Linked DNA regions of Homo sapiens: region 1 is linked to region 2. A link is a loop called in an ENCODE intact Hi-C map of the cell type or tissue named here. Cell type or tissue: Calu3. All regions are shown on one strand. Each heading gives the region's core, and the rest is flanking DNA. Links, peaks and the distances in the headings are about the cores only.

Region 1 (12,976 bases), core at 4,205-6,704, 69 kb before region 2:
TGTGGTCCTTACGTGTGTAAGCATGCACATAGGTACCATGGTTATGCATATTCTTAACCTCTTTACTGGCTGCATTTTATGGCCCCATCTTTGGTTTCCTTCCTTCTACTTTATTATTGTTATCTTCTTGGGTTTTGTATCATTTTTAGCACTCTTCAAAAGTTTTGGGGACAGGGTGTGTAAAGAAAAATAAACAGACTAAACCTGGAGTCTTATAAAAATAGTTGGATAATTTGATATGGAACTCTTTGTTTTGAATTCCATCTAACATGGACTGATGGCTAAAGGTTCATTTATTGCTATTTGGAGGCCTACAACACAGGCCCACCGTGAAAGTGGTCACAGGACCAAAGCCCCAAAGATGGCAATGAAGTGAGGATCCAGTGTGTTTTTATTCTTCATTCAGAGGAGATGATGGTTTAATGATTTAACTGGCATGTTATATACTCCTTTCTTTCTTACCACCTCTAAAATCATCATTGTTTTGTTCAGGTAACATTTGTATCAATAGGACATTTCTATTCAAATACATACCTCACCTGCTTTTTTTTTCTTTAAACTCTAAGTTATCAGTTGTATGCCGATAAGCAGTTTTCTACCTTCTGATTAGATGGGGAAGTAGGCTCACAGTCCATATGGGATGTTGTATATATAGTCCCATCTGAAGCTTGAGTTAATTAGGCAGAAAGTTAACTGATTCAGTCGGTGCAAAGGTCTCGAAACTGGAACACCCAGTTTAGTGATAGAGTCTCAAAGTTAACTCTTAGCTGGCTGGTCCCCTATATTATCAGTGCTTATTATTTGGTGGCAATATTCCTGTTTTTACTTCTTTCATAGGATCAAGTATTCTTGCACTTAATTTCTTAAGTAGTTATCAAAGTCTGCCTCTTTTATTGTCTCTTCCCCCGAAATTTTACACCAAGTACTAGGAGTATGAGAGGAGACAGGGAACTGGAGAGATAGGTACCAGCTCAATGGCTCCATGTATCAGTACGCAAACAATAAGTATGAATAAAAATAAAAAGCAAGAACAGTTTTTAAAAACCTACCCTAAAGCACCATGATTTTTTCTTTTAAAATGGAGTGCAGTTTTTTTAGATATCTTAATTAGAACACCTTGAGTAATTTATTAAAAAAAAATCAATTCACCTTGGCCAGGTACAGTGGCTCACACCTGTAACTCCAGCACTTTGGGAGGCCCAGGCAGGAGGATTGCTTGAGACCAGGAATTGAAGACCAGCCTGAGCAACATGGCAAAACTCAGGCTCTACAAAAAGTGAAAATCAATGCACGGTATGAAATATTTAAGTTTTTAATGATGACAAGCTAGTAAAATTATTTAAAAGAGCAAATTGAAGCTTGGGCCCCTGGCATATGACCATGGGGAGAAAGAATCATACAAGCTGTTAAGAAAAATGCTGAGCTGGCCTACTTGCTGGGAAGACCAATGGTGCTATTGCTCTCTCCATATGCTGTGAACACATTCGCATTTCATATCATTTTCTCTTCAGTTCTGAGACTGGGCACAGTTCGCATTTCAACCTCAACTTGACTGTCATTGAAATAACTCCTTTCTTTCAGGAGTTTCTCTCTGCACTTCCTGGTTTCATCAACAGAGGTCACTGTGGCACTACTACTACTAACAGCCTATCCAGCCAGCAAAACAATAAAGAAAAATTCATTCATTCAGTCAATAACCATTTACTGAATGTTATCAGACACTACTGCCAGGCATTGGGGATAAGAAAGTGTATAAAGGAGGCAGTCTAGGCATCAATGAAAAGGAGTATAAAACAAGGATAGAGTTAAACATGCTAAAACAATAAATACGGATCAGATTGTTGGCAAAAGTATCTAAATATCCTATTTAGATTTGGCATGCTGATATGCACAAATAGAATTTAGCAGCATTTATGTAAAGTATCAAGCATGAACTATTTTTCTCCCCTAAATCTGATTAACTTGCATCATTTGAATCTATTCTATATTTCTAGATATTTTGCAGGCATTTCTTCAAACAAACAAATAGACAAGAACATCCTCATGAATCTTTTCCTTTGAGAAATAAACTAATATGTGTTATCATTCATCTTTCATCATTGCAACTACCTGCAGCAGGTAGTAGTCAAACCCTATCCATTATCTTCCCCTAGAGCAGTGAGTGTTTCTCAACCTAGCTTAGGAGGTCTTTTACAAATCCCCATGCCTAGGCTTTATGCCAGGCCGATTACATCAGAGTCCTGAAGGAAGTGGGGGTACAGGTAGCCATCAATATCTTCTAAAGCTCCCACAAGAGTCCAATATGCAGCTAAGATACAGCGCCATTGCTCTAGCATGTCTTCAGCTGTGGTCATCAACTTAGGCTCCAAAACTGATATTTTATGAATGATTGGAAAGTGCCTGACAAATAAAAGGTCATTTTGCTCTTTAAAAAAATTGCATGGACTGAAAGCAGGGCTGCTACTGCAGTTGGATTTGAGGAAATGGTGTAGTTGCAGGAGCTTGTACCCTTTTGAAGGCTGCCAACAATTATCTGTGGGTCATGTGAAATGAGTTTTATGTCAACAGAGTTGAAGCTGTTTTCTCTGAGTGGTTAACTACTTTTGCCTGGTTAAATAAGCAAACAAAAGTGAAATAGGGAAAAGAGCAGAGTTTGATTAGCCTTGTGTTCACCTGAGATAAGTGGCCTCCCTTTCTCTTAGGTTTAGTCTAGAACAGAAACTACCTCTCCGGCCTCCCCGGCCCTGGATTGTAATTGATAGCAGGTGCTGATTGATACAGGGACATTAATATCCACCATATTCACTGGTTCTCATCACAACGAGTATAGGTCCATGATTTGAGTTTTACAACTTCCTTCTTAAATGAAATGGCTACTCTTTTAATTGACATGAGCTTTAAGCTAGGTAAACAGTAGCTGCATGATGAGAATTGGTATAATTTAAAATATTCTTATAAAAACTTAGTTTATTGAAATCTGGTGATTATTTTTAATGACCCAAAATTGCTAAATTAGTTGACTACATTATGGACAAAGTATATAAAAAAGATAATTTACCTAAAAGAAAATAAAAATGTATAAGCAAGATGAAAATTGTTCATTTATAGTGAAAGGTTGCAAATGAAAGCAAAAATAAATGTTATTTCCTCTACTAAATTATTTTAAAAAGTATATCATGGTGCCTAATATTGGGAAATATAAAAATGAAACTAGTAAATCTACCCATTGCTGAGAAGCACATAAACTGGCAGATAATGTTTGAAAAATAATTTGACAACAGTTATAAGAGCTTTAAAACATTCAAACTCTAAGTAATAGCAACCTAGCACTATTAATATAATACTCAGTGTTGTTAATATTAATATTATAGGCTATAAGAGGAAAACATATTTTAAAAAATTATAGGACAATTTGTAAGTCAAGAAAAATTCCAGAGTGTAATATCCTTTTTAAAAATTAAAATCAGAAAATAGAACAAGAACATAGATTTATTTGAATATACATTATTTTCCAAATACTTTTGAATTCAATTATTTGGAACATAATTGAATCTAAATGTCTCACAATACATTATGCAATTATATCTACATATAAGATATTATTCAGGTATGTTGAATATGCCAAAAATATTAGTTTAATAATTTAAAATTATCAGTGAAGCAACATAGAAAAGGTTTATGCCATACATGTGATCAAGAATGAGTCCATTCAAAGCTCAGGAATAAAATCATGAGTTCCTTAAGACCTCAGGAAAGATAAAAAAAAAAAAAGTCAAGCAACGTGCAATCTTTGCTATAATAGAGGTTTATCTAATTATTGTGTGACGTAAGGTGGAGAGACAATATTGGGTATTTAGTCAGCTTTTGAAGTGAAGGAGGAACCACCTGAAACAAAATTTGGGAGGACAATATCAGCAGGCAGATATTTGTGTACAGTTGGTTAACCAGCTATAGAAAGCAGACTAATCAAAGAGAGAAATATGTGTTTGCAGAAGGCATGCTGGGGAAGTGAAAATAAATTATTTTGTTGATAAAATTATACACTCTTATCCAGCAATTCATCCATTCGTTCAATCCATCAGTCAGGATCTACTCAGCAGCTACTTTGACTACACACTTCTGGGTGTGCAATTTAGTGGCGAATAAGATCCTGTCTCTGTACTCAAGGGGCTCAAAATCCAAAGCATAAGACAGAAAAGGAGTTAAGTGTTGAATTGACGAAAGTGCTATGCAGAGAATTCATATGGGGTGGTGATGCTCCCAAACATTCATTATTGGATTTCATGACAATAGTAACCTATGAAGTAGAAATTCTGTGTTGGGACCCTTTAAATTAGTTTGGTGAGGGAGTAACAATCATGACATCAACACCCAAACCAAAAATGCACTCCTGAAATAAATTTTCCAACAGAAGAATAAGGACTAGCAGGAGGAGGAAATCACAACTTTACCAAAGAAGCGGAAACCATAGTTTTTCACTCATCAGACTTTGTTCTCCTCCAATTTTTGTCCTTTAAGATTCTGCCTGGACTTTGAGATTTAGTATAAAATCCACCTTCCCTATTCAAGATAAGACATTTCATTTAATGAAGAAATATGTGCTTGGTACCTACTACGTGTTAAGCACACTGTTAGGGCCTGGGGACACAGACGATTCTTGCTCTCTGTCCTCAAAGAGCATTGACTGTAGAGGAGGTGGCCAAAAACTATGTGATCAAAGCTGATAGTCTTGTACTTCAAAACCAAATTGGGCAATCAAGGCCAGCTTCCTGAGAGAGGTGTGATTTGAGTAAGGTTTTGAGGCGTGAATAAGAGTTCAAAAGTTAAAAGAAAGGTGTGTGGAGTGGTAAAAAAAAATTCAAAAGGAAAAGCACAATGATAACAAAGATCTCATTATTCATTATGCTGTTATACTGGATGTCATGCATTTTACATACATTAATCAAATCTTAACATCGAATCTTAGCCTTATGAAGTAGGTGTGACTCCTGTCATCATCATATGTATTTTATAGTGAACTGAGGCACAAAACTGTTCAAAATGTGGCTCTGGAGGCTAATTTTTATCACTGGAAGCTAACAAGAATATTGACCTCTCCTGGTGTTGGGCTCCTCTCTCAAACTACAGCTCATTCTATTGGCTGTGCTGTGTTGTGTTATTTTCTGTTCATGGATGTATTTTATCTCTCAACTGTACTGGAAATTTCCAGAGAGCCCCACACTGTGCTTCTTCTATGATGCATGCTGCTTTACAGATGTGCTGAGGCTTTGTGTTACCAGCCACTTCAAGAGGAAAAGTCTGGTTTTAGCAAATCAGCAATTAAAAACCAAAAAAAAAACACAACCCTTTGCAAGACATAATCCTGGTCTCTTTCAAATGTTAGAGATGAGTCTGAATACATTTATTTTTTCTTAATTATTTCATCATGTGTGCAACATACATTAAAGTCTCAAGAATATTCTTAAAATCTTTTAGGTGATTTATTGCTAGTAATAAGTTGCCTATATTTAATCCATAATTTGTTGGGCAATGTATTGCTTTTATCTTCCCAAAACTATCTCTTCCAATCTGGAATAGGTCTTTTGAGTTTTTTAAGAAGAGAAGGCCAGGCTGGTTTTGCTCTTACCTACGTGTTTGCAATGTCTCTGGAGTGAGGTGCCAGCACTTCATGATCTCCACGGCACCACCTGGTTCTACTGGTCGGTCTCCGTGGTTTTACCTCTAGGGAATTTTCAACTTTCCAGATATACAGATTCTAACCTATTTATTCTACCTCCTATGAAACCTTCTATAACACTTTAATCATACCATTGCTTTTTTAGATGTGCCTTTTTTTGTGTGAAGTGTGATAATCAAATCCACATGACAGTTTCAGATGGATCATTTTCTTAAGGGTATAAAGCTTATTCTGGGAGCATTGAAGCCTCAGCAAGGGAGAATTTGTTTCCCATGTGATTAGCACCTGCCCAAAGGACATAAATCATAACCAGGGATTAAATTAGACACCAAGGAAACAAGCACAACAGGGCTTAGCTCCTCGGGGAGGAAGCAGGGCAGGCAAGGGGAGAAACAGAGGCTGGGTCACGCAGCGCAGGTCCGGCCCAGAAAAAGAGCCTTTACACTAGAATTGGTTACAGAGTGCTGCAGTCTAAATGAAACACTCTGGTTTACCCAAGATCAAACACTTGATGTAGTTCTCAAAAATGTAGATTCCTGGGCTCCAGCACAGATCAACTAGATCACTTGAAGGAGAAAGGCGGAAGGGTGTATAGACATCTGAGCTTTTAAATTCCCCAGGTGATCCTTTTTAATTTTTTTTAATTTTTATTTTTTGTGGTTACATAGTGTATATATTTGTGGGTTACATGAGATATTTTGATACAGATGTGCAATGTGTCATAATCATATCAAGGTTAATGGAGTAGCTATCACCTCCAGCACTTATCCTTTGTGTTACAAACAATCCAGCTATACTTATTTATTTATGTATTTATTTATGTATTTATTTTGAAACAGAATCTCATTCCGTCACCCGGGTTGGAGTGCAGTGGCATGATCTCGGCTCACTGTAGCCTCCACCTCCCAGGTTCAAGTGATACTGCTGCTTCAGCCTCCTGAATAGCTAGGATTACAGGCATGTGCCACTACACCCAGCTAATTTTTGCATTTCTAGTAGAGATGGGATTTCGCCACGTTGGCCAGGCTGGTCTCGAACTCCTGGACTCAAGTGAACCGCCTGCCTCGGCCTCCCAAAGTATTGGAATTACAGGCATGAGCCACTGCGCCCGGCCCTTTTTAGCTTTTTTAAATGTACAATTTAATTATTACTGATTAAAGTCACCCTGTTGTGCTATCAAATACTCGATCGTATTCTTTCCATTGTTTTTGTATCCATTAACCATCGCTACTTCCCCCTCTCCCTCACTATCCTTCCCAGACTCTGGTAACCATCATTCTACTCTCTCCCCAGGTGAGTGATTCTTCTACCCACAATGAAGGTTGAGAATCATTAAGATAAAATGTTAGTGTAACAAGTAAGTATTATTTTAAGTGTGATTACCCTTAATCCCGAGAAAATATTTCATATGTCCAAATGTCCAGAAAAAAACTTTTTAAATCTTTCTACTTGTCCAATTGCTTCAATTGAAAGCCTCGAAAAAAAAGCAATTTAAAATCATGTGGCAAATCTAAGATGGCATAATCTCATATTTCTTTCAACTTTGGTTAAAGATACATTCTAGACTGTTGAGAGAATGCTTTCTAGTGTTTAGTTTGGACTTAAAGTAACCACTCTGAGTTAGTTCAAGTTCAGCCAAAATACTAGTTTAGACCAATTTTTGTTTTAGTTTGAATTTGTATGCTAATCTGTGCATTTCCTTTTAGGAAGGCTGTCCTTAGTATGAGAGGGAAGTCCCTCTTTCCCCAAAAAACCCTTTTAAGCCACTTTCCTGCCTGAAATTCACTTTTCTCAAACTTGGCTCAGATGCTGGTGTTCTGAGACATCTAACATACCAAAATGGAACGTGCTTGTTCTGAATTTTCCTACGAACATATTTTGATAAGCGGAGGTTGGTGTTGAGGCCTGGAGGTGGGCAGGGGCAAGCAGAGGAACAACAGGCCAGATCCTTTCGATGACCTTGGCCACTTCGTTATTTCCGCAGGACCAGCTCTGATGTTTTACCACTGCATTTCCCCAAACGAAAGAGAATAGCCATTTGAAGATAATGGCTGGGCACTCCCAAAATCGTAGCTGCTGGAGCTAAAGAAATCACTCACTCAAAACCTAGCTGTTTGTCTAAAAGGAACAGAGGCAAAGTTGTTGCAATGTACCCAGATAATAGATCAAACCAGGGAAAAATGATTAGTCCATAAAAGGCTTTTGGCCCTGACTGTATTTGCTATAGAGAAAAGAAAGGAGTTCTATTTCAGCTACCCTGTACCTCCTTCCTGAGCTAATTAAGGGTCACTCCGGGATCTTCAGAGTTTTCTTTGGTGGCTTCAGAGGAGAAAGATAGGAGGTGGCTTTGAACAAACAGGAACCTCACCCAGAAAGTCAATCTCATATTTCAACCTCAGTTCTTTTGCCAGCTAAAGCACCCGCATAGAGCTGGGAGTGGTCCATTGTGCCAGGGAATTCACCCTTAGGGAAAGACAAAACCTCAACAAGCAAAGACTAACAAAAGAATCTCAGAAACAAGGAGTCACACTGGCTTTCAGGGAGAAACACGCTCTGACTCCTCATTCCTTATCATTGAAGATAATAAGACCAAACATCAGGAGCTGGATCCAAAGGTGGACGGGTACAGTGTGTACTTAGGGATAAAACTTGGCCTTCCCCAGTTGTAGCCAGGGGTCGTCTGTAGTCTCTTGAAAAGCTTCTGATGACTTCCGAAGCCTTCCCTGCCTCTCTCCTAGCTTCCCTGTCTCTCTCCAACCTCACAGTGCTCATCCATCTGGCAACTCTTTTCATGGTCTTTGGGTGTCACCTAGTGATTCTGTCCTGCCACCCCCAGGCCTGAAGGCATCTTCGAGGAGGTTTGAAAAAAAGCCAAATGGAAAGGCAAACAAGCAGAAAGCTTAGCAAAGAGATTAGTTCACATTAAATAATGTGTGTTTTGCAGGGCTGCCTTGTGCATGGGAAAGCATTGTGGAGGTTTACTTTGGTTTTTAAAAGTTAATCATAAATGTATTATTATTATTATCTAGCAAATTTTAACAATCACCTTTAAAAGGGCCTTTGGCTAATGTTCTATCTACTTTACAAACAGGAAAACTCCTCTTAACACCTCAAACCGATATTTTAAGGTTAATATACATACGTTTAGGTTAAAACCTCCATAATTAAAAAAAAAACTCTTAAAATTTTGATGAATCAAACTTATAATTATTCAGAAATTTGAATTATCTTAAGCTTTTCATTGATATTTTTAATTTTACTAAGATGTCTACTTAAAAATCATGAGTCTTTCAATTGCTTAAAAATATACTTCAAATTGGAATTATGAGGCCAATCTGTTGTTTCTATCAAGTTAAAATTTTGAGTTATACATATATATGTAAAGAATCATGCACAGATTTCTTATTTCAAAGATATTAATACCATACATTTGATTCTCTCAAATATTTTCTATATTTAGTTTTAAGTCTTTCTGCCATTGAAAGATATTTTCCCATTAAGTAAACAATTATTGCATTCTACACCACTTGATGATTATTGTCCTGTGCAGTTTTAGGGGACAGCTTCTCAACTTGGCAAGTGTCTTAATAACCAGAGATTTCAGGCAGGACATGACTGATGTTTGGTTTGAGTCAAATGGGCTATATCGCACCTATTTGTGTTGGCTAAGTCAATTACTCCAATACTCATAGGAGGTCATCAGGTAGTCCAATCTCAGAATTAATTATACAATGACTAATTACATGGGAAAGACCTCCAGAAGTTATACAATAACCCAGAGGGTTAATTAGATTTTGCATTCCTTTGGTTCTTAAGATACATTTTTTTTTTCCATTTAACTCTAAAGAACTGTGGATCTGATATAATCCTCTACTCTGTTTCAAATATGTCATCTCTCTCACTGATATTAAATTATATCTGCTTAAATGTTGACTCTCCTCTTATGGCTTTATCTGAGTACTGGATCGCAGTTTTCACAGTCCTTCTGCTAACATTACCATTACATTGAGAATATGCTGCAAGGCCACCTAGACAGCTATCTGGGCCTGATTCATCCGAACATACGTGGGCAATAAGCTAGAGAAGTCCGTTGCTATAAGCTGAGCAAGTTCTCCATGCTACTTCAACTGGTCATTTCAGCCCTCATTCTTCCCCTGATATCCTTGCCATTGTTATTTTCCACAAGCCTTGTTATTGCCAGAAATGAATGCAGGGGACCATGTTAATCCGGAGCTCAAGAAACAGAAGAGCCACTTGTGAGGCTTCCCAGGGAGGATTTGCCACATTCTGAAGGGCCTGGTATATAATGGCAAGTGTTCCTTGGGGACAAGAATTTGCTGCCTGTACAACTCTACAGAGAAGTAGAGTTTGGAAGATGCCCAACAATAAGGCAGAACTGGAAGGTAACATGAGTTCCAGGTGCTGGAACTATAAAATGAAAGTGAACACTATCAATCAACCAACCAACAAAAATCCTAGCAAAAAATAAATAAAAATAAAACACTGGACATAATAGGAAGTGTCATATTATTTAAAAAAAAAACAACACAATTCAACTGTTATGTACAGGAGGAAATGACCCATTTTGACTAGAAGAATTAGGGACCAGCTTCATGAAAGAGATAGAAAAGTTATAGTAAACTTTGAGGTATAAATTAAATTTAGGTTGCTATAGCTAAGGGAAAGGTCACAACTTGAGCTCTGTGATGACAGATATATCCCACTGTTATGCCTCCTGCTGTATAAAATGCATATATATATAAACAGCCCTTCAGTGATCTGTGGGGCAGTATCAGGCAGTTTAACATTTATGTGATTAAAGTCACAGAAGAACAAGAAGAGAAAAAAAAATGCAGAAGAATATTTGAAGGAATAGCTAAAATTTTTCTTCAATTTGGGTAAAAACATCGAGATACAAATCCAAGAATCTCAGTGAAACTCAAGCAGGATAAAACAACAAGAGAAAGATAAGTGAACACACCATAGTAAACTGCTGAAAATTAATGGTAAAGATAAATTCTTAAGAGGAGGCAGAAAAAAAGACATTAAGTAGAGAGGAAAGCGTAAAATTATGGCTGAATTCTCATCAGAAACAATGGCAATCAGAAAACAGTTGAATTATGTTTTCAAAGTGCTGAAAAAAAGATGGCCAATCAAAAATTCTATGTCCAGTGAATGTATGAATTAATAGCACAAAAGATAGGAGAAGGGGTAAAATGAATTATACTGTTAAAACATACTGGTGTGTGTGTGTATGTGTATGTGTGTTCTTGTAATATTATATCAAGTCGAATTCCAAATTATGTTGGATTAACATTCAAGTAGAATTGAAGTTAATTCAAGTAGACTAAGATAAGGATACATATCATGATTCTCAGTGTAATCCCTTAAAAATAGGGAAATCCAATACAGGAGATAATATGCAGTGCTCAAATGTGCTCAAAAGTATGCAGCCCTAAAGAAGGCAAAAAGGGAAAAACAAAACAACATATCCATGAGACCAATAAAACATACACTTAAACTCATCCATAATTACATTAACAGTATATCAACTATACCCTTCCATTAAAAGCCAGAGATAATCACACAGGGCAAAAAGGAAAGAACCAACTATATGATATTCATGATTAATTTAAATATAAAGACAGAGAAAGTTTAAAAGTACAAGGATAAGTAAAAAGATATATGATGTCATCAGTAAGCATAAGAAAATTGCTTTAGCTATATTAATGTCAGAGAAAGTAGACTTCACGACAAAGAACATTAATAGAGATAACAATGGATATTTTATAATGATAAAAGGGTCAGTTCTTCAAGAAAACATAATAATCTGAAACGTGTATGTATTTAATAACAGACCTACAAAATAAATGAATAAAATTGGCAGAAATAAATAGAAAAATCTCTAATCATAATTTAAAATGTTAACATCCTTCAGTAATTGATAGAACAAGAAGACAAAAAAGATATAAAAAATTTGAACAACAATATCCAACATGAACTAATTGATATTTATAGAAGGAAACACCCAATAAATGCAAAATATGCATTATTTTCAAGTGAACATGGACATTGCACCAAGATTGATCATCTGATAAACCATTAAAAGAGCCTCAATAAATTATAAAATATTGAAATATTTAGAGTATGTTCTATGAAGTTAACAAAATTAAATAGAAATTAATGACAAAATATCTAGAAAATCTCTAAATATTTCAAAATAAAGTAACACATTCCTTAAAAAGATATAGTTCAAAGGAAAAATAACAAAGAAAATAGACAACATTTTGAACTGCATGATAATGGAAAATTTGTGGGATGTGGGTAAAACAGTCCTTAGAGGAAAATTAAGCGCTTGTATTAGAAAAGAAGACTAAAAGGTCTAAACTTTCATCTTAAGTTCTCAAATAGAAGCACAACTTAACCTTAAATTAAGGAAGGAAATAGTGGGAATAAAAGAAGAAATGAACTAAAAGAGAAAACATTCCAACAATAGGCAAAGTCAACAAAGCAAAAATTGGTTTTTTGAAGAGATTAATACAATTGAGAAACCCTTAGCAAGATTAATCAAGAAAAGAAAATGAAAGTGGAAGTGACATCATCAATGTAGCAGAACAGGAACTCCTAACTTTTCTTCCACCCACAGATACACCAAATACAAATCTATTCATGAATCAGTTCCCTCCAAGAGGAAGTCATAGACCAATTCAGAGACTCCTACCCACTAGGCAATTGAGAAAACATCCATATCAAATAGGTAGGAAAAGCCAAGGAAAACTTGGGTATGGACCCCACCCAGGCACTGCAGCATATAATTGGAAAAGGAATCCCGGTGGGGAAGAGGGTCTAGACCTCACGTGTAGGACCCTAACCCTATCCCATGGGTTGACTCTTAATTCACTAATTAAATTACTGGAGCACAGATTAGACAAAAGTGTTGTCTCTTTAAACCATAAGAAAAAAGTGGTGGTTTTATACAGATGTACAAACATTTCCAGTGAGTTTCTCCCTCTGGGAGTATGCAGAGAAGGTGCTTAAAGAAACACAGCTCTCTGCTTCTTTCTCCAAGGGGCTTAGAGAACACTCATCCAGTGTTTTTTGTTTTTTTGTTTTTGGTTTTTTCAGGCATAACTCACTTTTTTTTTTTAATTATACTTTAAGTTCTGGGGTACATGTGCACAACGTGCAGGTTTGTTACATATGTATAAATGTGCCATGTTGGTGTGTTGCACCCATTAACTCATCATTTACATTAGGTCAGGACATAGGCATGGGCAAGGACTTCATGACTAAAACACT
Region 2 (2,500 bases), core at 1-2,500:
ATCTCCATCTCCGTTTCTAGACCTTTCCCTAAACTTGGCCTTCATCCACATAGGGAAAAGGCTGAGTACCAGGTACCCTATGGGTTCTGGCTCTCACTAAGCTAGCCACATTTTTCAAACCAGGAAGTTGTTATCTATTATTTATCTAAGGCAGGATGTGATAGTCTTACTGAAACAGTTTCACTTGGAATGATTTGAAAGCCATGGAATTTACTCTAAGCGCACTACCATTAGTGCTGACCTGTATTCCTCCAGCTGGTGCAGAGCCTTTCACTGACACATTCCTCTTAATCATTGACCTTTGAGTTGAAACAGGAGACCAGAAAACAATCACTTTCATTGGATTATATAAGTCCAGAGTCATGAAAAGAGCACTGGGTGGGTGGGTAGAAAACCTGTGTTCTTAACCTGGATTTGTTTTGTAACCTTGAACAAGTCAGATAACCAACTCCACTGACCTCAGCATCTTCTCTTTGAAAATGGGGAGCTTTGCCTAGGTGATTTTGTTTTAGTTTCATTAAGACTATGATCAACGACACAGTCACAAAACCAAAGGCCCTCAAAATGAATTCATTTCCAATCACACCCAAGTATTAGGATTAAAATGGATGATCAAATCCTCAAACTTGAAAAAACTTGTCATTATATGACTTCGTTAGATGACTAATTAAATGGAATATTATTTAACTAAGTCAAAGTTTCAGAAAGATTCATCCAGTGTCCTCAGAAATCTTCTTAGTATGCACTTTGGACCAGGTCCCAAGGACTAGTAGAGATTTCATACCTAGTTCCAAAATTGAGAAATAAGATGTCTCCTTTTATTCAGGCATTTATTCATTATAAATTAGAGTTTCAATATTGTAACCTAAACTATCTCAACTTTCTCATCTTTACTATAGTCAATACAATTGGGACAACTGCACTGTGATCAGCATCCTGGTGCCATCTTTGTTCTGTGGTGTGGTGTGTGTGCTTCTCTACAGAGACCTGCTAGTTCTGGACAGCACCAGGCTGCAGGGCTAGGGCAGCCTGCCCCCTAGAGACGGTAACTAGATTTGCATTTCTTTTTATGTCACAGGTACCAATTTTGCAGCAGAAACATGACAATTAACTTTCTATTCTCCAAACTAAGCAGAGAGAAAATATTCAGCAAGTTACCACCTTACAGAGGGTGACGTGAACATCAGGAGACTTGAACATCAACAGACTCCCCCTTCAGAGACTGTTTTCAAGGACAGAAAATGGGGACAACACAGGTGGCTCATACACACCCTTTGCCGAACTTGGTACATGTTGGATGTCAGAATGTCCCTTATGGACTCCACATCTTCAGGGGAAAGTCTTTTGATTCCTTGTATCCTCTGGGCCCTGGAATCATTATTGGAGAAGAGACAAACATTATTCTTTCATTTGGCAAGAGGTGCCACAAAACTATCAGTGGGCCTTGCTCTGTACTGAGGGGAATCCTAAGTTCCAGAATCCTACATATAATTTTTCCTATTGTTCTAGTAAGTTGGTTTGATGTCAAAACACATGTCTTGACTTCAGGTTTTGAAAATACTGTTCCCTTGGCTATAGCTTATATATGGTAATTATTCCAACCCATTTTTTTAAAAAGGTCTAAAGTGGTAACAAGTTATTTTTTTCCTCCAAATCTGTTATAGACTGAAATGTTTGTACAACACAATAAAAATCAATTGTTAGAAAATGATACCATACCATGCAATCCAAATATTTTACCGTTAAATGCAACAGAAAAAAAATGATTCATTCAAAGACAAACTCTTTGCTAGTTTTGTACTTACCTATCTCATTGAGGACAGGTGACAAGCAATTCACAGATTAATACCATCTACACACCACATTTTGATTAGCATTTATCTAATAGAATATTAGTTTCATGAGTACATTTATATTGGAATTGTATCTGTAGGGATTTTATCTTTGGTTAAGAAATAATTGAAGAAACCAGAATCACATTTTACAAGGGCAATTAGACCATTTATACCATGAAAGCCAGCCCAGCTCTAAGATATTATACACTGTGACCCCTTCCCACCTCTGAAAGGGATTAAAAAACGGGTTATGCCTGTGCCCAGGTTAGTAGTCAATGCACAATTGTCCTCTGGGGATTATAAAGTCCTGACATTGCTGGGGGAAGAATGATCATGTGACAAATGTATTTGATTACAATCTAGTGGCAGTAATTTTAAAAAACTTTGTATTACATGAATAATATATATTCCATGTGGAACATAAGAACAAAAAGGAGAGAACTAAAAATAATTAACTCCCTTTTTAATACTATCACCTTCCTTAACATCTTGATATAAACCTTAATGGGTTTGTTTGTTTGTTTGTTTGTTTCTAGCCTCAGCTCTTTTGAATTTTGAACGCATAAGGGCACTGAAGCCTTTGATATCTGCTTGCATATGCTCTTAAGATAATTGGCCACAGACATGAGTATTTATTAGTTTTAATACAGGCCACCTTTTAAGTA

Evidence for each region. A loop is a pair of places that touch in the nucleus more often than their neighbours do. Peaks named below come from ENCODE experiments on the same cell type or tissue, not always from the same donor. Only the 100,000 strongest peaks of a DNase experiment are listed, where the experiment ranks them.
Region 1: a loop joins it to region 2, with 5 times the contacts of the local background. A loop is called at or near these places in 8 of 110 quality-filtered maps.

Annotation. Positions count from the first base shown.
Region 1 is chr2:102,581,438-102,594,413 of GRCh38, reverse strand. No RefSeq gene overlaps it. Among named protein-coding and RNA genes, the nearest start is that of SLC9A2, 32 kb to the left of the region's middle. In Calu3, for the core only: no CTCF peak of the experiment used is centred there; no DNase peak of the experiment used is centred there.
Region 2 is chr2:102,518,727-102,521,226 of GRCh38, reverse strand. SLC9A4 (solute carrier family 9 member A4) reads right to left here. Exons shown (of 12, transcript NM_001011552.4): 9 at 1,272-1,368. Among named protein-coding and RNA genes, the nearest start is that of SLC9A4, 47 kb to the right of the region's middle. In Calu3, for the core only: no CTCF peak of the experiment used is centred there; a DNase peak (open chromatin) is centred at 1,016.